Linked DNA regions of Mus musculus: regions 2 and 3 are each linked to region 1. A link is a loop called in an ENCODE intact Hi-C map of the cell type or tissue named here. Cell type or tissue: left cerebral cortex. All regions are shown on one strand. Links, peaks and the distances in the headings refer to the core of each region. The heading gives the core; the rest is flanking DNA. Region 1 has its middle 670 kb from the start of Isx. Region 2 holds the start of Large1 (LARGE xylosyl- and glucuronyltransferase 1). Region 3 has its middle 260 kb from the start of Large1.

Region 1 (10,177 bases), core at 860-8,859:
ATTAGCCAGAGCAATTCGACAACAAAAGGAGATCAAGGGGATACAAATTGGAAAAGAGGAAGTCAAAATATCACTTTTTGCAGATGATATGATAGTATATATAAGTGACCCTAAAAATTCCAACAGAGAACTCCTAAACCTGATAAACAGCTTCGGTGAAGTAGCTGGATATAAAATTAACTCAAACAAGTCAATGGCCTTTCTCTACACAAAGAATAAACAAGCTGAGAAAGAAATTAGGGAAACAACACCCTTCTCAATAGCCACAAATAATATAAAATATCTCGGCGTGACTCTAACGAAGGAAGTGAAAGATCTGTATGATAAAAACTTCAAGTCCCTGAAGAAAGAAATTAAAGAAGATCTCAGAAGATGGAAAGATCTCCCATGCTCATGGATTGGCAGGACCAACATTGTAAAAATGGCTATCTTGCCAAAAGCAATCTACAGATTCAATGCAATCCCCATTAAAATTCCAACTCAATTCTTCAACGAATTAGAAGGAGCAATTTGCAAATTCATCTGGAATAACAAAAAACCGAGGATAGCAAAAACTCTTCTCAAGGATAAAAGAACCTCTGGTGGAATCACCATGCCTGACCTAAAGCTTTACTACAGAGCAATTGTGATAAAAACTGCATGGTACTGGTATAGAGACAGACAAGTGGACCAATGGAATAGAATTGAAGACCCAGAAATGAACCCACACACCTATGGTCACTTGATCTTCGACAAGGGAGCCAAAACCATCCAGTGGAAGAAAGACAGCATTTTCAACAATTGGTGCTGGCACAACTGGTTGTTATCATGTAGAAGAATGCGAATCGATCCATACTTATCTCCTTGTACTAAGGTCAAATCTAAGTGGATCAAGGAACTTCACATAAAACCAGAGACACTGAAACTTATAGAGGAGAAAGTGGGGAAAAGCCTTGAAGATATGGGCACAGGGGAAAAATTCCTGAACAGAACAGCAATGGCTTGTGCTGTAAGATCGAGAATCGACAAATGGGACCTAATGAAACTCCAAAGTTTCTGCAAGGCAAAAGACACTGTCTATAAGACAAAAAGACCACCAACAGACTGGGAAAGGATCTTTACCTATCCTAAATCAGATAGGGGACTAATATCCAACATATATAAAGAACTCAAGAAGGTGGACCTCAGAAAATCAAATAACCCCCTTAAAAAATGGGGCTCAGAACTGAACAAAGAATTCTCACCTGAGGAATACCGAATGGCAGAGAAGCACCTGAAAAAATGTTCAACATCCTTAATCATCAGGGAAATGCAAATCAAAACAACCCTGAGATTCCACCTCACACCAGTGAGAATGGCTAAGATCAAAAATTCAGGTGACAGCAGATGCTGGCGAGGATGTGGAGAAAGAGGAACACTCCTCCATTGTTGGTGGGATTGCAGGCTTGTACAACCACTCTGGAAATCAGTCTGGCGGTTCCTCAGAAAATTGGACATAGTACTACCGGAGGATCCAGCAATACCTCTCCTGGGCATATATCCAGAAGAAGCCCCAACTGGTAAGAAGGACACATGCTCCACTATGTTCATAGCAGCCTTATTTATAATAGCCAGAAACTGGAAAGAACCCAGATGCCCCTCAACAGAGGAATGGATACAGAAAATGTGGTACATCTACACAATGGAGTACTACTCAGCTATTAAAAAGAATGAATTTATGAAATTCCTAGCCAAATGGATGGACCTGGAGAGCATCATCCTGAGTGAGGTAACACAATCACAAAGGAACTCACACAATATGTACTCACTGATAAGTGGATACTAGCCCAAAACCTAGGATACCCACGATATAAGATACAATTTCCTAAACACATGAAACTCAAGAAAAATGAAGACTGAAGTGTGGACACTATGCCCCTCCTTAGAAGTGGGAACAAAACACCCATGGAAGGAGTTACAGAAACAAAGTATGGAGCTGAGATGAAAGGATGGACCATGTAGAGACTGCCATATCCAGGGATCCACCCCATAATCAGCTTCCAAATGCTGACACCATTGCATACACTAGCAAGATTTTACTGAAAGGACCCAGATGTAGCTGTCTCTTGTGAGACTATGCCGGGGCCTAGCAAACACAGAAGTGGATGCTCACAGTCAGCTAATGGATGGATCACAGGGCTCCCAATGGAGGAGCTAGAGAAAGTACCCAAGGAGCTAAAGGGATCTTCAACCCTATAGGTGGAACAACATTATGAACTAACCAGTACCCCTGAGCTCTTGACTCTAGCTGCATATGTATCAAAAGATGGCCTAGTCGGCCATCACTGGAAAGAGAGGCCCATTGGACAAGCAGACTTTGTGTGCCCCGGTACAGGGGAACGCCAGGGCCAAAGGGGGGGAGTGGGTGGGTAGGGGAGTGGGGGTGGGTGGGTAAGGGGGACTTTTGGTATAGCATTGGAAATGTAAATGAGCTAAATACCTAATAAAAAAAAAAAAAAAAAAAAAAAAAAAAAAAAAAAAAAAAGAAGCTTCTAAGCAATATGCAACAACTATCCAAACTACAAATAAATGTTTATATTTGAAAATAATAGTCAAAAGAACCAACATGGAATACAATACTTTAAAAAAACCCTGCCATTGAGAAAGGGATTTATTTAGGTCACAATTCTAAGTTATAGTCCATAATTACAATCACAGGGACAGGAGATTCGGACAGTTATCACTACATAGCCACAAGCAAGGACAGAGAGAGGTAAACATAGGAATATTTAGTACTTTCTTTAATCGTATACAACCCAGTACCACCCACTTTCAGGATGGATCTTCCCATGTCAATTAAGTCAATTAAGACAAACTACTTTAGATATCTACATGGGCCAATTTGACCTTGATAATCTCTTATCGAGTCTCTCTTCAGTTAACAAATTAAAACTGACCATCACAAGGAAGATGGATTTGTGATTCTCCATGGACATTAGAAAAAAAGGTACAGAATTTTATGCATAGTCAAATTCAGTCCCCACACTGAAGATAGGGACAATAGAGTAGCTTTGGATTCAACATGGGTTAGCCTGTTCCTAGTCTCCTTTGTTGTTACAATAAAATGACCTGGAGACGAGCAACTCGTTTCCTAACTTGATCTGTACACTTGAGGAACAGGTGTGGAGTATTCCAGCTTGAGGAACTAGTTAGATGTCTAAGGTTGACAAAGAATAATTATGTTACCAGATACACAAGTAAAAACTTCAAGAATTTCAGGCAGGTTATATGAATCTGGCACTAGTGCTCAGTGGAAAGAGAACAGAAAGTATACCACAGGAAAATGCCATTTCAAACTACATGTGGCTTTTAGAAGAACTCCATGGTCATTCAGCCAGGACAGATATTTGGAAATTCCAAACTGTACAAACTCCCTCATGGAGCTAGCAGGCCAATATTCATCTCTGCCCTCTTCCAACTAAACTTTGCTCCTCCAGCAGTGTAGGGCTTGTGCTCAGACCTAGGCCAGTCTAATGCATGTGAGTCACCTCCCACTTCAATCTGTCTACAGTCTGCGAGATAATGTACTGGAAACCTCAAACTGTTTCTTTTTTATTATGAAATCTAAACTCCACTGTTCCATAGACTTACAGTTTGCCCCAGCACTAAAAATTAGACCCACACACATGGATGTGCTTTAATTACTACAAGTACTTACAATAGACATACTTTGAAATACACAAATTAATACCAAACATTTAGATATGGATATTTAAAAAGCTATGTAGGGCAATGACTAGTTTTATATTAGACATCCCTAACATACACACAAGAACATGCACCATCACCATCACTACAACCACCATCACTGCTGAACATTATGAATAGCTTTCTAGCCTCAAAATACCATGTGGCTATGGTTCAGCCAAGGTTCAGTGAACATTTCCTCAACCATATCTCTACCACAAGTTTTGTGCTAGATGCTTTGGACAACACAAAATATAATCAAAAATCTGCCCTTATTGTAGGAGAAACTGTGTTGTCTAGGTAGACACACTTCTGTATGTATAGTCAGTATATTCTCTAAAAGAAGAATTGGAATGTTCTTAGTACAAAAAAAATGTTATGCATGCCTTAAGATAATATAAGTAATAGTTTTCTATGCAATTTGATTATTGCATGTTGGGCACGTGTATAGACACTGTTCGTACCCAATAAAAATGTGTGGTAGTCAAAAATAAATAAAACATAAAAATTGCAACTTACTGTAACTTCTACTCATTCGCCATTCTACATTGTATCCACTACTAAAGGTCAAAAGAAATTATGGGTGGGAGGGGACATTTCTTCTCCCTTGTTGAAGCTAACAAATTTGTGGGTAGTAGTTCAGACCATAAATCTTACCACATTTTCTAGGACAGAGTTACCATGTCTTAAAATAAATGCACAATGTTCTTCCCTCCATGGTCTTCCCACACAAGGATTTAGAAGCTATAGCCAACTTGGTATCCTGTTATTGTGACCTCCTCTCATTTCTTCCTTGAATGCAAATACAACCAGCATGCCACAATTGTGTTTCCATGGCCAATGCTTCAAGGGAGTTCATGATGTTAAGATCCATTGGGCCTTGCTAGAAGGTAGAAATCTCAATGTTTTTACCCTGCTCTATCTATGCTGCCTGAGATGCTCTCTTGTGAGGTAAAACAGTGACATGGAATCACCACAAATTATATGCTATTCTCTTTTCTTTTTTTAAAAAAATTAGGTATTTATTTCATTTACATTTCCAATGCTATCCCAAAGTCCCCCACCCACTCCCCCACCCACCCACCCCCACTTCTTGGCCCTGGCATTCCCCTGTACTGAGGCATATAAAGTTTGCACGACCAATGGGCCTCTCTTTCCACTGATGGCCAAATAGGCCATCTTCTGATATATATGCAGCTAGAGACACGAGCTCTGGGGGGTTACTGGTTAGTTCATATTGTTGTTCCACCTATAGGGTTGCAGATCCCCCCAGCTCCTTGGGTACTTTCTCTAGCTCCTCCATTGGGGGCCCTGTGATCCATCCAATAGCTGACTGTGAGCATCCACTTCTGTGTTTGTATATGCTATTTTCATTGTAAGTAGCTTTCCTAAGGACAGGTTGTTCTTGGCTTTCTTATCTATATTGCCATCAGAGCCACACCCCAGTTTTAAGGGAATAAATTTTTAGTCTTTCTTAGCAAACTAAGTTATCTGTTGCTCAAATGTCACTAGTTTCTTCTTAAGGCATTCATGAAGGCTGTCTTTATATCCCTAATTGTAGGGACCTTATGACATTGAGAAGCCTCTCTTCTCATCTTTGTATACTTTAGAGGACTAAAAGAGTTTATTATTATTATTATTATTTATTATTATTATTATTATTATTATTATTATTATTATTGTATATGTCAAGACTCTCTGCAGCTTCTTTTTCATGTCCTTATTTTCATTCCATGTTGTGAAATGGAATAGATTTAACAACCCAATGTTCTTTTAGTTTAACAACTTTTCAACTCAGCTACAATCCCCTTTAGTCATGTCAAGGTCTGATAACGCAAAGGAAAGAAGTATTCCCAAGTTTCTATTCTTTTCCTGTAATTGACTTTTCTGGTTAGTGCTCAGGTCAGACATGCTGCTGTTCACCTGGCATACCCTTGTTCACACAGCTAAAGGAGCATAGCAGCTGGAGTACAGAATTGCTAGAAATGAATTTTCAGGCTCTACACATCTCCATTTCATTCATAAGCAAATAGATCCTTCTCCAGGCCCTAAATAGGACTTGGCTTTAATAACTCATGATCAGAACATTTGCAGAATGTGCATGCAAAACTATACCTGGTTCAATTCTTACTTCTGTCACTTCCTATCTCTCATGTCCATTGCATAGACAGATTTCATTCTTCTCTCATGTTTGCAAACCAGAGGTATAATAATCTCACAGAAATTGTTTGGGGACAAAACAATATATTTGTGACACAAAATAGCACCTAATGCACAAAAGGTGCCCTAAAATGTGAGTTAGCTTCAATTCTCCAGTTTACAAGGTTGTTTGAATATATTATCCAATGACACTGAGAATTTACTTGATCTAATTTTCAGCCCTCAGGCAATGCATGTCATTGTGTGTATAAATACATTCTTTTCCAGAAAGAAGGAAAAATATGAACTATAGAAGATCTAGGATAACCTTCTATTTAAAAAGTTCTCCATTATAAACAACTTTCATTATTTATGTTTCCATCTCTCTGTCTACCAAATGCTTAGGTTGAACTAGATCATCCCCAAGGCCTTGCACTCTATTCTTACTCTCATCTGTTATTCTTGTAGCAATCAAAAACTAGTTTTATTCTGTTCTTGAAGGAGAAAATGAGGAGAGATGTTACATTCCGAGTCTCCCCTTTCCTCCACAGGCTCTAGGGAAGACCTGTGTCTGCTTCAACTCTATTCTTTCTGATGGAAGTTTTACCACCTTTTTCTCATGCACAGATGGAAAAGATCATATGCTTAATACATTAACCACAGTAAGAATCAGAGGTTTTTAAGGCATGGTTGTCTATAGTTTATAATTTGTCCAAAACACAACTCTGAAAGTTGTCTGATACCCCTCTAGGTATCCAAATAGTCAATACTTAAGTAAAGTTTTTGTTCCTCTTTATGAAAGCATTTTATGTCATTACATCCAAATTAGCTGGCAATATGCTTTCAACTAACTCAGTATTTCAATAATTAGAACAGCTATATCAGTCATCTTTGAAGTGACATTAGAGTAACTGGACACTCGCCGAGGGCATCCTCTGTAGCCAGCATCAATTGTGTTCCAAGTCATATACAGGTCCACTGATATTTGAACAGAAAATCCCTTGTCTCCAACTAGGGACAGTCTTGGCAAACAAATTCCCTGATACATACACAATTAGAATAGAAGCTAAGAGTAATTTGAATATCCAGTTAATAATTATACTAGATGACATTTGAAACCCTTTAAATTTTTCTTAATCCTATATATGTCTAAAATCTCTAGATTAACTGTCAGGATTAGCTACATAGTGCTCAGGGTATATTACTTAAAATGACAATAAAGTAAATTAAGTGTGTAGGTGATAAAAACACTAGTTGCAAAAAACAAAATTGAAACCAAGTTAATTTGTATGATTAAATACAGACTATCTGCTGAAAAATGTTCATGTGCATTGTAAAATGACTGTGAATATATACTATTTACTCTCTGCTCCTGTTAAGTTATATTGCATTATATTACAAATATAAGTGACAACATGTAAATTTTTCTGTATTGGACTTCTTCAATTTAGCAATAATATTCTATAATTCCTTTTTTTTTCTTTTTCTTTTTTTTTTTCTTTTTTTTTTAAGGTTTTTCAAGACAGGGTTTCTCTGTGTACCCATGGCTGTCCTGGAACTCACTCTGTAGACCAGACTGGCCTCAAACTCAGAAATCTGCCTGCCTCTGCCTCCCAAGTGTTGGAATTAAAGGAGTGCACCACCAATGCCCAGCTATAATTCCATTCTTGTTGGTGACAATTTGAGGGGCAGGAAAATTGACTTGTAATAATTAAAGGATGCAGGGCCTCTGATGTTTTTCTTTTTGAGTGCTTTTGTAGACTATGCTGCATACGGCTGCTAACTGAGTACTATTAGGTGTAACTATTAAGATAACTTAGTTTCCTTTCTTGTTGCCATGATAAAAAACACTGGCAAAAGCACGTTTTGTTTTGTTTTGTTTTGTTTTTCAAGACAGGGTTTCTCTGTGTGGCCCTGGCTGTTCTGGAACTCACTCTGTAGACCAGGTAAGCCTCAAACTCGGAAATCCACCTGCCTCTGCCTCCCAAGTGCTGGGATTAAAGACATGTGCCACCACTGCCCGGCTGGCAAAAGCATCTTAAGGGGAAGTTTTTGGTTTTGGTTTTGGTTTTGTTTTTTCAGCTCTCTGTTGTAGGCTATAGCCCATCACTGTGGGGAAGTCACAGTGTGGAGAGCTCAAGATAGCTGGGAATGTTGCATCATAGTCAAGAAGGAGAGCAAAATGAGTTCCCATACATGCTTATATTCAGCTTGTCTTTTTTACTTTTAAGCTGTTCAGGATCCCTTGACTAGAGAATGGTATCACCCACTGTGGATGACTCTTCCTATTTCAATTAATGTAATCAACACATTGCCCCACAGGCATGCTCACAGGCCAGCCTGATCTAGAAAATCTCTTTTAGAAGATTACTTCCCAGGTGATCTCAGATAGTGCCAAGTTGACAACACTATCACAGATGGTATACCTTGAATAGTCTCATGGAAAAAAGTCAAGTATTTGAGATGAATGAGTAGGTTGATTTAATGGAGTATTCTATATTATATTCACAACTCATAATATCACTTTTATTTTATACCTACAAATACATGCAGATATGGTTTGTCAATAAAATCATGGAGCTTTATATTCTCAAATCATTTTGAAATTTATGGTAATAAGGGTAGAACATTAAGCCAAGGGTAGGTACTTTCTGAGTCTGGGCCAAATCCAATGGGCCAAAGTTATCCATAATTATGGACTGGACACTTGTGTTTCCTTAATATCCATGAGTGGGAGCTGTACCTACTAATTTGATAATATTGAGGGTACTAGTAGGTATATTGAGGGAAGTGTTATCCCTAGGCAGATGAGCCTGGGCTATATTAGAAAGGTAGCTGAATAGGAATCTAGGAGCAGGCCAGTAAGAATTATTCCTCTATGGTTTCTTCTTTAAGGTCCTGCTTTGGCTTTCTACATGATGTATTGTAAACTATAAGATGAAATTCTATGTCCCCAATTGGTTCTGGTGATGATGTTTATCACAACAACACACAGAAAAATAGAACAGATATGTACCAGTGCTATTTAGATCTCTGAATATCTGAAAATGCTACCAGATCATTTTCCACATTTTTATTTCATCAGCTGATAGATTCTGGGAATCCTAAACTGCCAGCTTGATGCTGGCAGTTTTAAGCTCTGTTTTTATAATGAAAACCTCTTCTACCCTCCCAGTTTTAATAACACAAGATAATTCATCCATTCTATCACAATTTTGACACATTTTATAATGAATTAAGGAGGAATTGAGGTCTTATAAAAGGATAGACATTGAACTAAGTGGCCTTCACTATCAGCTCATCAATGATGCAAGTCATCAAACCTAAGACTTGTTTTTACCACTTATAAAAATGTAAATGATGATTTTTCACAGAGAAGGACAGTAAGGGTTAAACAGGATACACTAATAAAATTTCCCATTATATAAATGTTTAGAAAGTACCACTACACACACTGGCATACAGTTTAGCATTTTAGCTTTTCTAACTGACCTACACAATTGAGGGCTTAGACAAGTTGTATGTGCTTTTACTGTATCTTTCTCACATTCCTGCTAAGTACCTATCTCAGTGACCTTTATCTCACAATAAAACAAGAGCATAGTGTTTAAACAAAGGCATGTAAAGTACTGGGAAAGTGTTTGAGACATGATGAGTATGCCTCCTGAGAAAGCTGCTGCTGCTGCTGCTGCTGCTGCTGCTCCTGCTGCTGCTGCTGCTGCTGGAGACACGGTGATCTATTAAACTGTGAACACCATCAGTTTACAAATGCATACATATTTCATCCCCTAATATATATTCAGCACCAGAAGCTCAACATTGAGGGAATGCTCAAATTGTTTAATGGATAAGTGAATGATAATATGTGCTATCCTAAATTTAGATGGGGACATTGTGGTAGTTAATACTCATTGTCAGCCTGGCTGGATTTAGAATCACCATGGAAACATGCCTCTGAAACTATTTCTTTCAAAGAAAAGATCCACCCTCAGTGTGGGTGATACTAGCTCATGGGCTCAAGTTCCAGGCTAAATAAAAAGTAGAGATCAGGATGAGCCCCTGCTTCATGAGTAGAGATGTGGTGTGAGCAGATACTTCATTCTCTTGCTACCATAAGGACTTCCCAGCCATGATGAACTATACAAGTGACCACATAAATCTGTTTTTCCTTGATTATTACTGGATATTTGTCATAGTATTGAGAGAGTAACTGAGACAGACATGGAATCAGGGAAGAGAATGCTTATCCTACTGCTCAGAAGTAGAGGAATATCCTTTGGTAAATCATCATGAAACAGAGAAAGTGCATATTGTCTTGGGAGACAGGAAACCC
Region 2 (10,177 bases), core at 941-8,940, 850 kb before region 1:
ATATACTTAGTTGGTGAACTCAAACATTTAAATAAGCCATGCTTTTCTTTCTGTACAAATCCCATACTGGGCTTCATGGCAGGTAAGTCTAGTTGGCTATCAAATGAGACATTCTATTTTATGGCTCAAAGTCCCCAACATTACCTAACAACAAATGAGTCTCCTAAAACTGTCCATCAGGATTGTATTCATAAAATAATTTCAAATACCATAAAGGAGCAGCCATTAAACAGAGACCCACAATAAATCACTTTTGTAAAATAAAAATCTTTTCATAGCTCAAACAATTACTTATCTTAAATTACTTGGTTTTAACAGAAGATTTTATATGCCAAACTTTCCTCAAATATAGTACTCCCCCATTTCGCTTCAATATTAAAATAATAACAGACTCTCAGAATCACATTGCACTTGAGATTTCTTCTTTCCAATAAGCATTACACTCTGTCCCCAGGGAATCCAGAAGCAACAAGTCAGGGTATATTCTTCCTGACTTGACTTTCATACTTTCATCTTTATCCAGCCTCTCCACTATAAGGTCAAATGGGAAGGCTTTCTTCTGAGAAGATCCCAGAAGGGCCAACTCTTGTATTTATCTACTACATTGTTTTTGCTTTGTTTTCTTTCTATCACAATGCAGGTCTTTCTCAAGTAGTTAGTAGCTAAGTACTAGTGTAACATTCCAGGATTAACCAGTTGGCACCATATACAAGAAGCAAGAGATTGCTCATATGTTCATGGCCTCATGTATGAGAGGTTTTATGACGTTTGTAACCAAGAGCAAAGGCTGACATTCTTTTTAAGCAAGTCTGTTTTTGACTCTAAGTCTTCTCCCATTTCAGAGCAGAAAGGTAAAAACCCTACCTGGCAGTCTAAACCTTACCACAAACTAGCTCAGGTTAGTCCTTTCCCTCTCGGGAGACACTAACTTAAAAGGTACAAGATAAGCAATACTTTACTGACAGATGGTTCCTGGAATCCAAGGAACACAGGAAACCTGAGTTGACAATCTGACCCCACTCAATGCAGGCATGGAGGGTGCAAAGGAAATGAGAAAATACAAGCACACATATAGGTACTCATGTGTAGGCGCGCGCACACACACACCTTTTACCACCTCTATTTTGGCTCCTGCTCTTAAAAAAATTAAATATACGTGAGGTAAGCTACATGTTGTCCACCTAAGGTCTATCACCTTCCCTCCAGAGGACACCTGTGGGGACAAGGAGCACCCAGACAGGAGCTTAGCACAACTGTCATCTGAAAGGCTTCATCCAGCTGTTGATGGAAACAGATGCAGAAACCCACAGCAAAACATTAGGAATGCTCAGGGATTCTTGTGGAAGAATCACATATGCAGCAGTTGTACAGCTTGGTCTTCATGTAGGTCCCCTAACAACTGGACTGTGGACTGAGTCTCAGACTCAAGATGCTTGCCTGCCTTTTGATCCCTTTCCCCTAGCTGGGCAGGTTTCTCAGGCCTCAGAAGTTGGGGGTCAGGGGGGTGGGGGAGCTAAGGGGTTGGGGGGGCAAATTTGATCAAAATGTAAAGTGAATGAAGAAAGAAAGAAAGAAAGAAAGAAAGAAAGAAAGAAAGAAAGAAAGAAAGAAAGAAAGAAAGAGGGAGGGAGGGAGGGAGGGAGGGAGGGAGGGAGGGAGGGAGGGGAGGGGAGGGGAGGGGAGGGGAGGGGAGGGGAGGGGAGGGGAGGGGAGGGGAGGGAAGGGGAGGGGAGGGGAGGGAAGGGAAATTTAATATACTTGGTCCTGGAAAGAGAGAGAGAGATACAGAGACAGAGAGACGAAGAGAGAGAGAAGGTAGGTAGGTAGGTAGTTAGGTAGGTTGGTAGGTAAGTAGGTAGGCAGGCAGGCAGGCAAATAAAATTAAATGTACTTACTTGGTTATGGAGATCACAATTCCAACTTTGACTTTCCACTCTCTCTAATAACCTGCAGACAGGAGTGCACAACTCCACTGTTGAGTTTCTTCCTGACCACATGCAATCAGCCCTCAGATTAAGAGGGTTTAACTAACAGCAGAAAGAAGCATTAGAATTTGTGTCTAGGGCTGAAGAGATGGCATGGCAGTTAAAAGCACTTGCTGCTCTTGCAGAGGACCTGAACTCAGTTTCTAGAACCCACTGGCAGTTTCCAACTGTCTATAACTCCAATTCCAGGGAATCCAGTGTCCTCTTCTGACATCTGGGATACAGACATGCATATAGTACACTTTTCTTTCAGACAAAACACTCATACACATAAAGTAAAACTAAATCTTTAAATAAAATATAAAATAAAAATCATATCTATGCTAAACATGTAGACTTTTTCATTTGGTCATTTAGTCTATAAACATCACACTGTAATAAGTATTTATGTACCATCTACATTGGAGTAGGTATTATAAATAATCTAGAGGTTTTTTAAGTTTCTATACAAGCATTATTCCATCTTATAAAAGTAGCTTGAACATATGTGGAATTTGGTATTAAGGGGTAAGGACCTAAGAACCAATCCCTGACAGATATGAAGACCCAGGAAAACACTAGAGTTTAGTACTACAACACACAGAAGTAGTCAGACACATGCAGGAATACTCCCATTTACAGATAAAACTATTCCAACAGCAAAGAAAGTTAAGAAGAAAATAGAAATGACTATAATACAGAAGCCATGTTCTGGTGGGAAGCACAGTCATAACTCTATCTGGAGCTAATACAAAATAAAATGTATTCTAACAGAAGGCAGCTTTGCCCTTGCCATACTGTATTACGTGTTAAGTAACTGGGCCCTTTTTTTCCCACTACTGTGTAATTACACATGAAACCGCAGATGTCATTCATGTACACAGAGGCCTGACTTAGGCTTGAAAAGAAATCCTTTCTTCATCTGCATTGCTAGCAGTTTTTGAAAGGACAGGAAAAATGCTCTATGGAGAAAAACATGGACACCAAAACATCTGTCTATGTTTAATAGTAATATGAGATAATCAACTACCTCTGTTGGAACTTGCCCAACAACCATTCTTGCCCCATTTTGATTTCATAGAGCATGAGACTGAGGCACAATTGCTAGTAAGGGGCCCAGTCAAGGCACTAACTTTCTGACTCCAAGCTTTCCTTTTCTAGAAATTCTCCTTTTCCAGTTGCCATTCCACTGACTATTCATACACAATGTATACTGGGGTTTCCACACTGCTGTCTTCCTTACTCCCACTAATGTAGAAACTTCAAAGTCATCCTTTGAACATACCTGCACAGTTGTACACAACTTGCAGGAGTGAATGGCTGCCTGCTACAGCTGATCACCAATGAGACAAATGAAGAACCCTTATGACTTCGGCACAGAGCAAAGCATTTGCCATTAAAAAAAATCAAAAACAAAAACAAAAAACAGAATCAATCAAATCACTACTTGCTACACTAAAAGCAAGAACAGTTAACTCTACTGAAATCTACCTACTGATTTCCAGATATCAACATCACAGTGCCCAGCACATAAAGCAAAGCCACATCCCCAAATTGTCATTGTTCCTGCCTCACTGACCTTACAGAATCCAATACTCTGCCTCAACTTCTTCTGCCACCCCTACCAAAGGGATTTCCCCAAATTTATAAGCCTCCCTTCATGCCTTAGGACCACAGCCCTAAATATTTTCTTCCTTCAGTCTCTTACCCCTTGGTCCTACTGCACCTATGAAGATCAATCCTTAAAGCCCTAAGAGAAGGATGAGACTCTGTGTTGATCATTTTTCCTAGACCACAGTAGCCATTCTCCTTAAACTACCTACATATGCACTATACTTATGAGTAAAAGGTCACAGATGCAATCTAACAGACTCTGGGGTTCCAGGTACTGAAACAACTTGCAGAATTTTGCAGGTTCTGAACAAAGTCTAAGTCTACATGCTAAATCAAGCTTTTAAGACTCCAGCAGGACCAATATCTTGGTGAAAATTGTCCTTTGAGTGCCAGTATGCTGGAATGGCCAGTCTCTTAGACTCTTCCTTCATCCCCTGTAAGTCTTTCATAAGAGCTAGTTGCTATGGGTAGACCTGGGCCAAGGGACTTTGATCTTTGGGGAAATACAATTATCTTCTAATTCTGCTGTAGGAATCCCAGACACTAATGATTTAACGCTGTTAAAAATGGAGAGCACATCTAAGTCCAACCACACTGTCAAATACTATGTTACTATCTGTGTAAGGAATGTACTTTTAAGGGTATGACAGCAAGAAAATTTAAGTTTAATGGAATTAATTTCAGAAATGTCCTGAAGAAGTGTTATTTTTGAAGACTGAGTTATATTGTCCAAAAGCACATCCCCACATCGTCCCCCAAAAAGGAGGGGCTGGGGATGTATCTTAGTAGTCGTCAGAGCACTCACTCAGCAATCATGAGGCTTGGTCCTCAGAAGTACAAAGGGGATGGAGGACAGTTACCAGCACCATTAGGGAATTTAAAGTTAGCATGAACTAATGTTAAAAAGGCAGTTTACAGGAGCCAATGTTCCCAAAATGTATAGCCCTTATATACTTAAACCACTGTATTTGAATCTTACCAGATATTCCCTTAACACTTTGCAGTTAACACCCACACAGTCCACATGACATTGTAGAATAAACCAGGCCAACCATCCACTCAACAGTGCAAGCACAAACTGAGTACCAAAAACTTACGATCATGAGCTTTCACAACAAGCCATAGTCATTTCTAGCATCTGTTCCTGGTCTTTGTGCTTTGGTGACAGAATAGAAAACAATTCCCCCTAGTGTCCTGTAGGCGGCTGAAGGATGGAGAGAGACACTGGGAAAAGCAGACTCTTGCCTTCCAGCACTGACTTTAAAGAACAGCTCAGGAACACAGATCCTAGAAAAACCTTGGTGACCTAGACAAGAAGTATTCTCATAACTTATGAGAGGATAAAAACCTTTGATTTTATTTCTAAAGCTCATCCAGTTTCAACTTAAAAGTCAAAAGAATCTATATCCTTTCACATCAAAATATATTAGTCCACAATTCAGACCATTTCTTGAAGCACTGGGAGCCCACACTTGCAGGCAGCCTGTGCTCACCCACACTGGTGGGAATGTCTTCTTTAGAAGCCTCCCTGTTCTCCTACGGGAGTTCGCCTCCTTTCTTTGGCAAATCCACTAACATCTAAATCCTCATAGCTTCTGCCCTTCTGTGCAGATCCTTCCTTCAGTTCACTTTCCGTTCTGAAATTAACAGACCCCAGCTCCATAAATGTGCGTTCTCCTCAAGCAATTTTCAATAAGGAAAAGCACTCTTTGAAAATACCCAAGAGATGTGTGAAACCTTCATGGAAGTTTTCTCTTAGTCTGCTTTTTTTTTTTTTTTTTTTTTTCCTGCTCCAGTAAGGTCCCAACACACAGATGAGTAATTGATTCATATCAACCATTTGTGAGAGACGAGAAAAGAAATCACCACTGTTCTTTTCCTAATTTATATCATTCCCAATCTGGAGTCTATCAAAGTGAATCCTGAGGTGGGAAGGCAGGAGAGGCAAAAAGAAACATCAGCCTCAGATGCCTGCCTCCACTCATAAGAAAGCACTTTGGGTGCCCGCCTGTGTCAGAAAGGGTGGCGTGCCACTCCCTCCAACCTCCCTCTGTCGCCCTAAAGGAAGAAAGAGTATGAGTTCTCTTTTGAGACACTTACATAAGACTCAGTAAACTTCCTGTGACATTCACAGAAAATGTAAGCTGCTCTTTTGCTCCCTCGGGATATCATTTTAATGGACTGAGTGACAAAATTCACAGATTCAGAATTCAGCAGAAACCTACTCAACTGAGGTACATCAGCACTGGAACAGGGAAAACAAAAAAACAAAAAACAAAACCCAAACCAGTGCATCCCTATTAAAAAGGGTCACCCAGGAGATGGACTGGGTCAGCAAAAGACAATCTGTTCCCTCTCAAGTGACCCATTTAAAGTCCAGAAGTGCACAGGTTTAATAAATCTCACACTGGTAAAGACAGCTTATAGAAAGAACTATCCTTACAGAGCGGGGGCATTTCAAGGCGATGAACAGTATAACTTCATGATAAACATACTTATCATTCCAACCTCCAGAAGCAATGACATTTACAGGAAGCTCTGAGTAGACACTGATGACTACAAGAAGTTTAGTGTAACAGGACAGACCAGGTATGTTGGTTGGGACTCCCCCTCACGGGTATCCATGCCATCCAACCACTTTATCCTAAAGAGCTTTTGGAAAATGTGGATGCATACACCCAACCCGGCCTCTTTTCAACCTATTGGAAAGTTCTCTGGGCATCCCATCATAAAAGGCAGGTGAACGTCGAAGAAAAGCAGGAAGGGTCCCAGGGTGGCGGGAAAACAATACCTCCAGGTGTTACTAAGAACCTGCCCCCTACACACACACACCAACTCGCTCTTGCCTATCAATATCTTGTACACCTAAGAGCATGTCAGGCCCTGAGACAGATCCTGGGGACACTAGAGATTGGGGTCTTCCACCTCCTGCTTTTCCGGGACTCAAAGCCAAGTCAGAAACGGTGTGCCCATCCTTTTTACTAGCATCCTAAGCACACCGGGTACCAGCCACAGGTTTGGATAAGTTGTCCAGCATTGCTCACTAAAGCGTTCCCACGATGGTTCTCTCGCACATCAGGGCTCTTACCTTGGCCTTGACTACATCCAGGCAGAGGTACACTCCGAAAGAGCTGAACCGCGTGGTGCCACTGACGCCTACTAAGTGCAGTGGGTCCTGGTGGAGATCCCAGCTGGAGCTGTTCTAACCCGACCGACCGACGGTGCCAAGCACAGACTTCGGGACAGCCTTGGGCTCCAAATATCAATAGGAAAGGTCCGCCTTGCCGGGACTGAGCACTCTCCCTTCTTTCTCCTCCTCCGAGGCGGCTGCCGAGAGCTGCTCTACGCCAGAAGGACTCTTCCAAGCCCTGGGCGCCTCGCATGGGCAAGGGCCTGGGGGCCGCCCTGGGTTGGATCCGGGAAACCAGCGCCAGGAAGAAACGGGGAGCCGCAGCTCTGCCGGCTTCACCTTCCGCGCCCCTGACCGCTTAACCCCTTCAGGGCAGGGCCTGCCCGCAACCGGCCCGGCCAGGCAAGTACACCGGCAGCCCCAGCCACGGAGAAGAGGCGAGGCAGGAGGCAGGAGGCTGGAGGCAGCTCAGCCGGACCGAGAGACCAGCGTGGCGAACGAGCACTGGGACCGACCGTAGCTGCTTGCGGTGACCCTCCCCCCCACCCCCCGGGCCTGCGCCGCCCGCCCGCGGCTCCGCGAGAAGCGGGCGCTGAAGAGGGCCTCGCCCGGGCCTGGGGCGCGGGACCGGGGGCGCGGGGCCGGGATAGATGCTCCTTGGAAGGTCACGGCCGCCGGGGCGCCGCGAGCGGGACGCAGCCCGATGGGTGCGGGGAGCCCGGGCGGGCAGCCCCCGCCGCCACCTTGGAGACGCGCCGGCTTCCCGGAGCGCTCAGGTTTGGAGCCGCTCGTCCGCTGCAGACGCTGTGGGCAGCCTGGAGCCGCGAACGGACAGGCGCGCGATCCCCGCTTCCCGCGCGGGGCCGGGAGAGAATCGCTGTGCGGGGACCGGCGTGGGAGCGCGCTGGCGGGCGCTGGTGTTGGAGCTCCAGGCTAGTCCAGCCGCCGCCGCGTGCTTAGAGCGTCGGGCTCGTTCGGCAGCTGCAGTGACTGTGTGTCTGTGTCATGTCTGTGCAGCTGGGGGGCGAGGGGGAAGGACCGCGATCCTGGGCTGGGTTCCGAGCGGGGGCGGGACCGGAGCCCGCCTCGGGGCCACGCCTCCTCCCCGTGATCGCATGGACAGCCAATGGGTAGCGCCAGGAATGTGCGTCTCTAGTGCCCGCCCTGCCTAGGCTACGCCTACGACCAAGCGCCTCCCTCCGCTCCTTGGTTCATTGGAACGCAGGCGGATGAAACACCCGGAGCCCGGAGCCCGGGCCGGGTCTCGGGAAAAGGGTGCTAGCTGGAGCTCCCCGCCCTTCTTTCCCGGACTCCGGCTACCCCAGATTTGGATGAAAGAGAGTGAAGAGAGGCGGGTTGAGTTCGCAATTGTTGCTTCCGGTTTGCGAGCAGGGTGGGTCACCGTGCCACTCCTTTTACAAAATAACGGTTTGGGGGGAAGTAGGAAGTTTACCCTGCTTTTCCTTCGGTTGGGAACGCGGCTCTCCCCTAGGTTGACCGGTCATGGGGCAGCCAGAGCTGTGAAGAGGCCCGATTTGAGCGGTTTGACATCATCTTGCTTGGATTCTGGATCCAAGAATCCTGTGCAAGACTCTGGTCCCCCTCACCAGAGGAAACTACATTTTTGTGTCCATATATACACGCATAGATGCACCTCCTTTCTAATTTTACTCTTGCTCAGAGCCCCGCTTTCAACGTCCACTAAAGGGACATCTAAGCCTCCGGATGTTGATGAGGAAGGTGAGGATGCGGAGAGTCCGCCCGGACTGCGGAAGGAGCGGAAAGATTTGGTTATAGTAAAGGGGATGGGATGTCCCTTGGGAGAATACCCTCCCTTGAGGCTGAAGCAGAGCCTGGGTGAGAAAGAGGACCAGAGCGGACGGTCTACTCCCACTGGAAGACGGAGCTCCGAAACTGCGATCCAGCTTCCGGGTTTTTTCCTCAACTAGGTCCCTTGGCTTCTGGGGGCCCCTTCCCCCAGAGTCCCCACCTCCCCCAATCCGTAGGAGCCACTGAATCTCTGTCTTCCCCTGCGCTTATCTCCTCCGGCAGCCCACCCACTGTCTTTTAATGGCTGGGGAGGATGGAGAGAGGTGGGATGCCTTAGAAAGGGCTTCCTATCTCGGGACTCTGAGCTGACTATCTTACCCGAGGTGGAGCATCACTCTAATCTCGCATTCGAAGATCCAGCTCCTCTCTGATCCCATCCCTCATCCCCAGCTCTGGCCTTGATACCTACACCCTTGGACCGTCCTTTGACCTGCTCGACACTCTCGGCTTCCCTGCGTTCTCTAGAAGCCAGGACCCCTTTTACCACCAGCAGGGGCTCTCCCTCAGTTCCCAGCGCTGTTTACCTAATCAGTAGGAGCCTAAGTCTTGGAGGATGCGAACCGAAGGTAGCGGTTGCTTCGGAATAGTTAACTGCGATGCTGGGGTCCTGATGTCTTATCTCTACCAGAATAAGTCTTACCACGAACGTTGCAGGGATAGCAAATCGTATCTGGGTTTGATGCCATTATTGTGTCGGAAAAGAACATTATATGGTAAAATAGTATCTAATATCCTAAAAGCCATTAAAGTGTCAAAGTTTAATGCCAAGCCTTTTAGCTCGAAGGCAGCTCAGTTCTTCCTCTAACATACAGCTTTGTTCTAGAACTCCCAGAAAACAAAGAGATCGTTTTATTTTATTTTATTTTATTTTATTGCAGAACGGCAGTCCTTTCTACTTTCTTCCTCCTCCCCCACACCAGCCCCCACCTTGGAACTGGGTAAAATTGAAGCAGTAATGTGTGCTTTCTTTTTATTTATCGCTTCGCTTCAGTTCATCAATGGTGTAAAAATGCATTATTACAATACATTAACATGTTAATAAGGGAAAGGAGAGTCTTGGAATTCACAAGCAAAAGAGGAAATAATTGAATTAACATCAGAAACTCAAATATGATGAATGTGGGAAAGAAATGTCTCCATTAAAATGGCCCAAAAGTGGTACTTTGTCTACATCTTGAAAAATATGAGCGGGGTAAAGCGGAAGCAATGTTCACTGGGGTCAGTGAGGTGCCATAGTTACTACCAGATTTCCTGATGTTGCATAGCATGTGTCAACAAGCTCATTGAATGTGAAAAAGCTTCTCTCAATCAACCCAAGGTTACAGTTGTACACCACTGATGTAAGGAATGGGCTAAGTGGGGAGTTGGTTAAACTGTTATAACCCCCATACGCCACTGGTAATTCTCCCTCATTTTAAATTTTTCCTCTCGAGAACTGTTAAGCTCTTAAATTTCACAGTCTAAGCAAATGTAAGTCTGTGGTTTGAGTGTGTGTGTGTGTGTGTGTGTGTGTATCCTGAAGTTGGAGGTGATTGCCTAGGAATTATGCCTCCTTGACACAAACCAAGATACAAATGTCATAAAAAGATTTTGGCTATAAGATAGTATAAGGAATGCAGAATAAAATACAGAAGGAGAT
Region 3 (10,177 bases), core at 1,240-9,239, 590 kb before region 1:
AGTGGTCCCTGACCTCAGACTAATGGTTAGCTGTAAGTAAGTTGATTGTGTTCTTCTTACACTGTCCTTTAGGCATGTGTTTTTCTCTGGTGTTGGTTGGATAATCATGATGTCAGCAGGACTTTTTGGGAAGGTGGGGGGGGGTATGGGCCAGACAGTGAAGGCCAGGGTATCCTACTGTGCAGACTGTGTCCCAGTCACTCCCAGCTGGGATGGCAGACCAATCTAACTAAGATTGGTGGTTGGTCAGGATTTTAAGCTGATTAGTTTTGAGGCTCTGAAAGTTTTCCATGGCAAGGTAGGATGCTCTTGTGGTCCTGCAAGTCTCCTCTGAAGTGAGGAACAAGGCCAGATCTCAATGATGGGGGCTCAGTACACCGTGCCACTTAGCTCTCCAACTTATACCAAGTATATGAGCTGGCATGGAGGGCCGATCTGACTAGGTTGGGATGTTGGGCAGAGTTCCAAACTGGTTAGTTTTGCTGCCTCCCTAAGATTTCCACAGGGAAACAGGATGCTCTCTGAATATAAGATATTAGCAACTAGCCTTGATTATTCAAATGTAGGTGGGTTACACAGCTTTGGAGATTATATCTCAGCTATTATTTCAGGGGCTACACCTAATAGGTGCTACAGAACTCTTCATTAAGTGAATAACAGGTGAGGTATGCTATAGCAGGCATGCATCAATTGCTACACACACACACACAAAACATACTCTTAAAACTTGATTGGGGATTTTTTTTTTCAGTACAAAGACTATATGTGCTAATGAAAGACCATTTTGGCTGCCATCTGAGGAAAAATGAGAGCATCAGGATGATGACATGGGACATTATGGGTCATCTGTTGATGAAAACCACCCTTTTCTGAAATGTGGCTGCATCTGCTGGGTGGCACATTAAGTTATACCCCACCAAGGAGAGAGCGCTATGAAAATAGAATACATCCCCAGGAAGCAAGCAGAATCCATTGCCCAGCTTCTCCATCAGAGCAGCACAGGAGCCAGGCAGCAGCAACAGCAGGCTTCCTGCACTCAGCATTTTCCTTGTAAAAAACAAGATCACTAAGTGACTTCCACATCCTGCCTTCATATGCTCACCCTAGAGATTATGCAGCCCTTGCCAGTTGATGCATTTGCTCCATCTTTGCTCTATCCATTTTTCTTTTTGCCATGGAAAAGAGCTTGACCAAATAACTCACATTAATATTTCTGATCCATGCAAATGGCCAAATGCCTTAGAGATCCCTAAGCCTCTTTGTTTACAGTGCCCCTAGCCCTTGTATGTTGTTAGTGCAGAAAGTAGCAAAAACATGTTGCTTTATGCTTTCAGCCTTCTCCTTGTTAATCAGTTGTTAATGAAAATGATTAGGTGGGTGGTAGAGGATATGTCATAGGGCAATTGGTTGCAGAGGGGAAACCAGGAAGGTGGAACAACATTTAAAATGTAAATAAATAAAATAACCAATAAAAAAGAAAATGACTAGGTGGTTTTTAACTTGGGGCTTTGTATTTCCAGAACCATATGGATGTTTCCTTAAAGGAGCAATTACATCATCTTACCAAGGAACTGGCCTTAAAGCAGAGGTCTCTCTTAGGTCCAAACAACCCACACACCTATGGTCACTTGATCTTTGACAAGGGAACTAAAACCATCCAGTGGAAAAAAGACAGCATTTTCAACAAATGGTACTGGCACAACTGGCAGTTATCATGTAGAAGAATGCGAACTGATCCATTCTTATCCCCTTGTACAAAGCTCAAGTCAAAGTGGATCAAGGAACTCCACATAAAACTAGAGACACTGAAACTTATAGAAGAGAAAGTGGGGGAAAAGCCTTGAAGATATGGACACAGGGGAAAAATTTCTGAACAGAACAGCAATGGCTTGTGCTGTAAGGTTAAGAATCGACAAATGGGACCTCACAAAATTCAAAGCTTCTGTAAGGCAAAGGCCACTGTCAATAAGACAAAAAGGCCACCAACAGACTGGAAAGGGATCTTTACCAATCCTAAATCTGATAGGGGACTAATATCAAATATATACGAAGAACTCAAGAAGCTAGACTCCAGGAAATCAAAAAACTCTATTAAAAATGGGGTACAGAGCTAAACAAAGAATTCTCAACTGAGGAATACCAAATGGCTGAGAAGTACCTGAAAAAATGTTCTACATCCTTAATCATCAGGAAAATTCAAATCAAAACAACTCTGAGATTCAACCTCACACCAATCAGAATGACTAAGATCAAAAACTCAGGTGACAGCAGATGCTGGCAAGGATGTGGAGAAAGTAGTCCTCTATTGCTGGTGAGATTGCAAGCTAGTACAACCATTCTGGAAATCAGTTTGGCAGTTCCTCAGAAAATTGGACATAGGACTACTGGAAGATCCAGCAATACCTTTCCCGGGCATATACCCAGATGTTCCAACTTGTAATAAGGACACATGCTGCACTATGTTCATAAAAGCCTTTTTTTTATAATAGCCAGAAGCTGGAAAGAACCCAGATGTCCCTCAACAGAAGAATGGATACAGAAAATGTGGTACATTTACACAATGGAATACTACTCAGCTATTAAAAACAAAGAACGTATGAAATTCTCAGACAAATGGATGGATCTGGAGGATATCATCCTGAGTGAGGTAGCCCCATCACAAAAGAACACACATGATATGCATTCACTGATAAGTGGATATTAGTCCAGAAACTTAGAATACCCAAGATACAATTTGCAAAACACATGAAACTCAAGAAGAAGGAAGACCAAAGTGTGAGTACTTTGTTCCTTTTAAGAATGGGGAACAAAATACCCATGGAAGGAGTTACAGAGACAAAATTCGGAGCAGAGACTGAAGGAACAACCATCCAGAGACTGCCCCACTTGGGGATCCATCCCATAAAAAAAAAACACCAAACCCAGTCACTAGGCAGATGCCAACAAGAGCCTGCTGAAAGAAGCCTGATATAGCTATCTCCTTTTAGGCTCTGCCAGTGCCTGGCACATACAGAAGTTGATGCTCACAGTCATTCATTGGACGGAGCACGAGGTCCCAATGAGGGAGCCAGGGAGCTGAAGGGGTCTGAAGTACCATAGGAAGAACATCAATATGAACTAACCAGTACCCCCAGAGCTCCTTGGAACTAAACCACCAATCGAAGAAAACACATGATGGAACTTGTGGCTCTAGCTATATGTAGCAGAGGATGGCCTAGTTGGTTATCAATGGCAGGAGAGGCCCTTTTTCCTGTGAAGGCTCTATGCCCCAGTATAGGGGAATGCCAGGCCCAGGAATGGGAGTGGGTGGGTTGGGGAGCAGGGGGAGGGATGAGGGGATAGGGGTTTTTGGAGAAGAAACTAGGAAAGGGGATAACATTTGAAATGTAAATATAGAAAATATCTAACAAAAAATTATCAAACAATAAAAAAAAGAAATTTGAAATTACTATGTTCTTGGGTAAAAGCTTGCTATTAAGTTTTAAGGCCCAATGACAGTGTGTGTGTGTGTATGTGTGTGTGTGTGTGTGTGTGAGAGAGAGAGAGAGAGAGAGAGAGAGAGAGAGAGAGAATAAGGATGCTCAGATATGCATGTAGAGATCAGAGATTGCTATTGCATGTCTTCTATTTCTCCTATCTTATGTTCTGAAACAGGGTGTGTGTGTTTCTCAACTTGGACCTTACCATCTCCTCTAGACTGGCTGGCCCCAAGCCCATTGATCTGTGTAACTCCAAGCTCCCAGTGCTGCAGTTACAGATGTGTAGATTTGCACCTAGCTTTTTCCATTACTGCTGAGGATCTGAACTGAGGTTTTCTTGTTTGCACAGCAAGCATAATACTCAGTAAGTCATCTCTCAAGCCTGTTCTACCAAGATAAAACATACAGTCCAGTGTTTCTCAACTGGGGCACATCTTCCCACAAAGGGGACATTTTGCAAAGTGTGAAAACATTTTTGGTTTTCATAATCCAGATGGTGCAGCTGATAAGCAATTGACATCTAGCAGGCCAAGAAAGGTGCTTTAAAAATCTATAATAAACAGGACATCCCCACAACAACAAAATTTCCACTTCCAGAGGTCAATAATAGCTAGGTTGAAAGATCTCACCTTAATCAGAATGGGTTGGAGTCTCATTAATTCTTTGATTTGCATATTCATTTAGCAGTTGACTATGAAGAGGCCAGTAGGTGTCAAGAACCATTTTGCTTGCAGTATAAACTGAGCAATGAAGTCCAGATACCTGTTCCCATGGAGATAATAGTGTGGTCGTATACATCAACAATAAGTACATAAATACATAAGACCACTGAGAAAGTAATATTGGCACAAATACAAAAATTATAAAGAAGTGAATTTGTGCTAGGACTTGGGCTATGTTAGCTAGGAGGTCACAGGATGTCTCCCTGAGTGTCAGCATTTGTTCTGAGATGTGAACAAATGTAGTGTGTGTGTGTGTGTGTGTGTGTGTGTGTGTGTGTGTGTGTGTGTGTGTGTGTGTGTGTGTGTGTGTATGTGTTGGGGAGGAACCAAAATACCTGAAAAAGAACAAAGAATGAGTAGGAGAAAGAGTAGGAGAAAAGGTTAGGGTACCTCAGCTGATGTTAATAAACCTGTTCTGGAAAAGGCCAGGTGTTAAATATTATCAACTTCGGGGCCTATACAGGCCTCTCTCAACTACTCAATCCTCTCCTTGTCTTGCACAAGCAGCCATTCATGCTATACAGACAAGTGGATCTCCAATAAAACGTTTTTATAAAGTTGGGCTATTTGTCCAATGTCTGGTATAAGACCTTATAGGACACAAGAAAGTATTTCAGTTTTAAATGAACAATTTTAAACAGGGGAATTAATAATGACATTTTCAGACTGTCCTTCAAAAGAATAATGTAGCCACTGTCTCGGTAGCCTTAGGCTCCTCATTTCATCTCTCTGGGCCAGAATTTCCTGATGTTTAAAATAGAATTGGCTGGTCCCCTAGATTGATGTTAGGCTGGGGCGACACAGATGGAGCGAACGAAGTGTAGTTTGCAAATGTGAGTTATCGTGACTGTTAAAAGTGTTCCCATCTGTGGAGGCCCCGAGCCCTCCCATGTACCGCTACAGCGTTCTAGTATGAGCGATCACACCAATTCATAGCAGGAGGAACTTCCTCAAACTCAGGAGGCAAAATTACTCACTTGCCATCACATAAGGAAAAGCAGTTGTGTTTGGGTTCCCACCTGCCAGCCTGCGTAATTTCAGCTCAAATATAGACTTCGTGCTCATAGCCTCATGGGGCTGCTTCTCCCCTGGTAAGCCCACAAGTTTTATTTTCTCTGCAGAGGCCTCACTTCTCCACCAGCAAAGAGATTTTCTTTGCCTGGCTTATTCTTGACAAATATACCATCCAGTCTGGAAAGTGTCCAGAGGAAGCTCAGAGTGAGTTAAAGGGCGATGAAAAGACAGGTGCAAGGTCCCAGGCCAACAGGTGGCAGGACTCCAAGGAAGGTGCAGGTGCTTTGGACACTTCTCACATGGGAAGCTAGGTCAGGTCAGGGGCATCCTACTTAGGGCAGTGCTCAAACTCCTTCCCATGATCCTCCAGGATATAGCTCAATATTGCCTCTCTCACTCTGCTCTTAGAATGGTCACTCCTCCTGCTGTGGTCACAATGTTTGCCCCAAACACCAGACACACATTTCCTCGGGGCCTCTTTCAAGCTTTCTAGTTAACATCATTCCATCTTTTTCTTTGCCTGTCTAGCAACTTCACAAAAATCTCCATTGTAGTTTTCCTGGACAAAGATCTTCTCTTTTTTTTTTTTTTTTTTAAAGATTTATTTATTTATTATATGTAAGTACACTGTAGCTGTCTTTAGATACACCAGAAGAGGGAGTCAGATCTCGTTACGGATGGTTGTGAGCCACCATGTGGTTGCTGGGATTTGAACTCTGGACCTTCGGAAGAGCAGTCGGGTGCTCTAACCCACTGAGCCATCTCACCAGCCCAAGATCTTCTCTTTGCAGCACACTCTGCCTATCACTTTTTATCCATTATTCTGTTATATTTAGTGCTCAATAGTGTAACACACACATCTACTTACCTGGAATTGAAGTCTAGAACGATTTGTTTATCTGCTTCCTGTCTGTCTGCCAACCTTAGAATATAAGCAAGTTAAAGGCAGAGATCCATCACATGCATGCTGTCCCTCTGAGTCCTGCTCAGGAGTACTTGGCATTCAAATAATTATTCTGAAAGAATGAAAAGTCCTTAGTGAGAATGGGACAGATGCTAGGTGCACCTAGTCAGCTGGTTACTTGTGACTCAAGCCAGTAGCATTTGAGCTCTATAACAGATGACAGTAACCCAGCCATTTGAAATCTGGACTCTGTAAAATATTCAGGCTATCTTAAAGTAACACTAGCTTTTAAAACAAATAGACCTTCGTATTTCACTAAAACCATCTTTGTTTTGTTTTTGTTTTTGTTTTTATTTGTTTGGTTTTTTGAGACAGGGTTTCTCTGTATAGGCCTGGCTGTCCTGGAGCTCACTCTGTAGACCAGGCTGGCCTCGACCTCAGAAATCCACCTGCCTCTGCCTCCCAAGTGCTGGGATTAAAGGCATGCGCAACCACCATCCGGCTGACCATCTTTGTTTCACACTCATTTAGCAATCTATTGTGGCTTTTTTTCTATTAATGAAAGACTTTATGTGATTCAGGAACTCTGGCTCCTTCAGTTTCTGTGGCCTGTCATCACTAAGAATTGTGACTCCTCTGATTCCAGTTTATGTTGAGGAGAGAAAAACTGGAAAAGGCATGCACACTTGCCATACCCCAGGGCATAGAGGATTCCCTGCCTTACTTCTACTCTTTTCTATCCTTCTTCCATTGGTATGAAAAGATCATGTCTTTACCTAGCTGCAAGGGAGGATCAAAAACTTGACCACCAGCTGCTTAACAGCAACAGCTCTGTACAAAGAAATACTACGTGCTCTCAACTCCAACTGCTGTTCGATATTTGACTGTCTTTATTTCTTCTATGTTGACAACTTTGCCCAGAACTAGGACAACTTTGTCCTAACACAAATAGCCAGTAGAGATCCTCAAGCTTGCCAGCCTATAAATCTTTGAAATAAATTCAAATCCCATGCAAACCACAAACATGGCCACTTTCCTGTTACCACCATTCCTAAGGTAGCCTTCAGGATGCTCCTAGGAAGCAAGTTAATCACACATCTCGGAAAGAATATTCTGCTGACTTTTTCATACATTACTGACTCCTTAGATCCCTGAAATTGCTTCCATTGAAAGTCACCAGTGACCTTGGTATGAACAGGATTTTCTCTCTACAGACTATATTCTATATGCCACCTCTGCAAAATTTGATACCATTTGATTCCTGCTGGTAGCTCATGATTTTCTGAGCTCTCAATTCTCTGTGTTTATCTCTGACCATCCTCACCCTGTCCTTTCCTTTCTACTCAATGTTGGTGTCACTTAAATCCTCCTCTCCTTATTAGCAATGTTTTGCTGAGAATGCCCTTCATGGCTGAAGCATTCTCATAGTCTCCTGTATTGCCATAACAAACTTCCACCCACTGCATGGCTTATAAGATCAATGATAGACTATTTCATCTTTCTGGTTTTTAGAAATCCAAAAATCAAGTTGATCATGGGCGAGTTTCCAAGCTGGAGACTCTGAAGGAAAGTCTGACTAATGCCTCTCTCACAGACTCTGTCTCTGACAGTCTTCAGAATTCCTGGCTTATAAATGCATTGATGTATCCTCAATCTATCTCTTCATCTGGCTGTTTTCTGTGTCCTTCCTTTTTTTTTTTGTAAAATCGACAGTCACTTGCTTCATAGTCAACATGCCTCATGTCAAGACTTCAGTGTAATTTTATCTTCAAAGTCTCTCTTCTAATGTGGTTATACTCAGACTGAGAGCTAGGACTTTGACATATCTATTGGTAGAACATTACACACTATATTACACCTTCCAAATTTGTAACCCCTTCACTAGATTTCCTTCTAAGCTCACCATCCCATATTTCCAACTTCTTCTCCATGTTTTCACAGGAACCTCACATGCACATGGTCAAATAAGCATGTTGAAATGATTTCCTTAATTCTGATTGTTCTTGATTCTCTTTAATGGGAGATGGCTCACCATCTGTCCGCTTTTCCAAGCTAGCAGCATGAGGCACATCCTGGATTCCTTCCTCTCTTGCCTCCCACTTTCAATCTGAAACTGACTTGCATGAATATAGCTGGGAAATATCCCCCAACTCCTCCTCTGCCGGTGTCTCCAGCTTGTTACAGAGCTCAATATTTTTCACTCCTGGTTTGCCCACAATTTCTTCACTCACTTCTTCCTTAATTTCTCCAATTTAATATTAGAACTGTTTGCAGAACAGTTTCCTCCTAAAGCTTCAACAGGTTCATGGAAGAGGTCTGTATTCCTTCATCTAAAATCTGGGTTTTATGAAAGCACAAGAATCTTTTGGATTTAAGAGATGCCATGTACAGCATATTCTGTAGGTCTATCAGTACACCATGGGATAACACCATCATCGCAAACATGGATGAGTACTGTCTATGAACATCCACATGAAGAGGGTTAAAGATTGTGAAGAAATGCCTTATAAGTTCAGCTGTGTTCTCTATCAAATTAGTTTGTGCCAACACATGAAGAAATATTCAGTTGTCAGGTTTCTGAGTTTCAAGAGGGTAGATGATGGCTTCTAATCTTGTATTTTCTTTGTGGAAGTTTTTATTGGTTCCCAATTGTCTCATCCATTGGGCTTTAAAAACTACTTCTTTACTGGGTTGTGACCTTCAGATATGTGCATGCTGATCACAACATTTTTAAATGTTCAAAGTGGCAAGCCTTTAGGATAAAGAGACTTGCACAGACTTCTACTGCTCCCTATAGTGTTTTGAACATATTAGCTCAAAATTTACATTTTTCTTTATCCTGAGTATTTGACCTTCAGTAACATTGTCTCTAAACTAATAGTTACACATAGTGTGATGTGCAAATCTCTTTAAAGCACACCCAAGTAACTTCTCCAGTTATCTCCAGCTCATCCTTCTCCTGCTGTTTCCTTAGCCTCCTTCTTACCCCAGGCACAATCATATTGTCCAGGTAAATGCAGATCCTTAGTTTGTGAAGCCAAGTTCTCACATTTGCCTAAAATCTCCTTTATTCCCATATTTCTGAAAATTAATATTGATTGATTGATTCATTCATTCAACAAATATCCACAGAGCCTAAAACTGTGAAGTTTTATGCTGTGTTAGAGAACAAGACAGAAAAATCATTAGCTTTATAGAACCTACATAATCTGCTAAATATCCTGGGTACCCTAAGTCACACCAGTTAACTATTAGGTCAACATGATATAGATTATCTCACAACAAGTTGATTTTGAGTGCCAGTTTTTTACATTAGGATAGAATGAATTACAGGGCAATCTTAACCATGAAATCAAAATATAATACAATGCAACTGTGCACCACTTTAATTTAGCAGCTATCATCTGTCCCACATGGTTATAAGACAGCTCCCTCTAGACAACCACTTTAACACTTGTGGAGGCAGAAAGGAAGACTTAGTGATTACAATAGTGGTTCTTACAACTCTATCTATGGGTGACAAATACTAGATCTGATTTCCATTCTTTGGCTAGTGCATGTCATAGATTTCATATAACTTTTGGGATCTGAGAGTATACTTGGGAGAAATTTGTGAAATACCTAGTGCTCTCTGTAACAAGCATTCTTCTGTTAACAGCTGGGCATGAATGTTAGAACTCTCCCTTTTAGGGACCACAGGCAAGAATCTCTTAACTTCTTAAACCTGCATCAGGGAGGACCTGCTTTTACAAGGCCTGGAACTCCAAGCTGCATTCTGGAGGCTGGGGCTAGGTATGGTTGGAACCCTTCATGGAAGACAAAGGTGAAAGGTAATTCATGAATCAGGTTGTAGACAGAAGGTTACTGTTGCATGAACAACTTGAATTTGTTCACCTGAATTTGAACAAATATTCTGAGCAGTCTAATTTGTTTTAATAATATATATATTCAGAGTTCCTGAAATGTGTGATGATCACCTTCTGTGTAAAAGGCTCTGAATCACACAGTAACCTGACACTTACCTGAATCTCTCTTCTTCTTGCCTATATCTAATTATA

Evidence for each region. Hi-C counts contacts between places; a loop is a spot of excess contacts. Peaks named below come from ENCODE experiments on the same cell type or tissue, not always from the same donor. Only the 100,000 strongest peaks of a DNase experiment are listed, where the experiment ranks them.
Region 2: a loop joins it to region 1, with 4 times the contacts of the local background. A loop is called at or near these places in 3 of 42 quality-filtered maps.
Region 3: a loop joins it to region 1, with 5 times the contacts of the local background. A loop is called at or near these places in 2 of 42 quality-filtered maps.

Annotation. Positions count from the first base shown.
Region 1 is chr8:74,194,983-74,205,159 of GRCm38, forward strand. No RefSeq gene overlaps it. Among named protein-coding and RNA genes, the nearest start is that of Isx, 670 kb to the right of the region's middle. In left cerebral cortex, for the core only: no CTCF peak of the experiment used is centred there; DNase peaks (open chromatin) are centred at 4,499 and 8,158; H3K27ac peaks cover 262 bases.
Region 2 is chr8:73,345,800-73,355,976 of GRCm38, forward strand. Large1 (LARGE xylosyl- and glucuronyltransferase 1) reads right to left here and starts at 7,741. Exons shown (of 15, transcript NM_010687.2): 1 at 6,667-7,741. In left cerebral cortex, for the core only: a CTCF peak has its summit at 4,777 (motif pointing left); DNase peaks (open chromatin) are centred at 4,711, 5,075, 5,625, 6,219 and 4 more places; H3K4me3 peaks cover 5,090 bases; H3K27ac peaks cover 3,484 bases.
Region 3 is chr8:73,606,637-73,616,813 of GRCm38, forward strand. No RefSeq gene overlaps it. Among named protein-coding and RNA genes, the nearest start is that of Large1, 260 kb to the left of the region's middle. In left cerebral cortex, for the core only: no CTCF peak of the experiment used is centred there; DNase peaks (open chromatin) are centred at 5,157, 7,670 and 8,206; H3K27ac peaks cover 2,306 bases.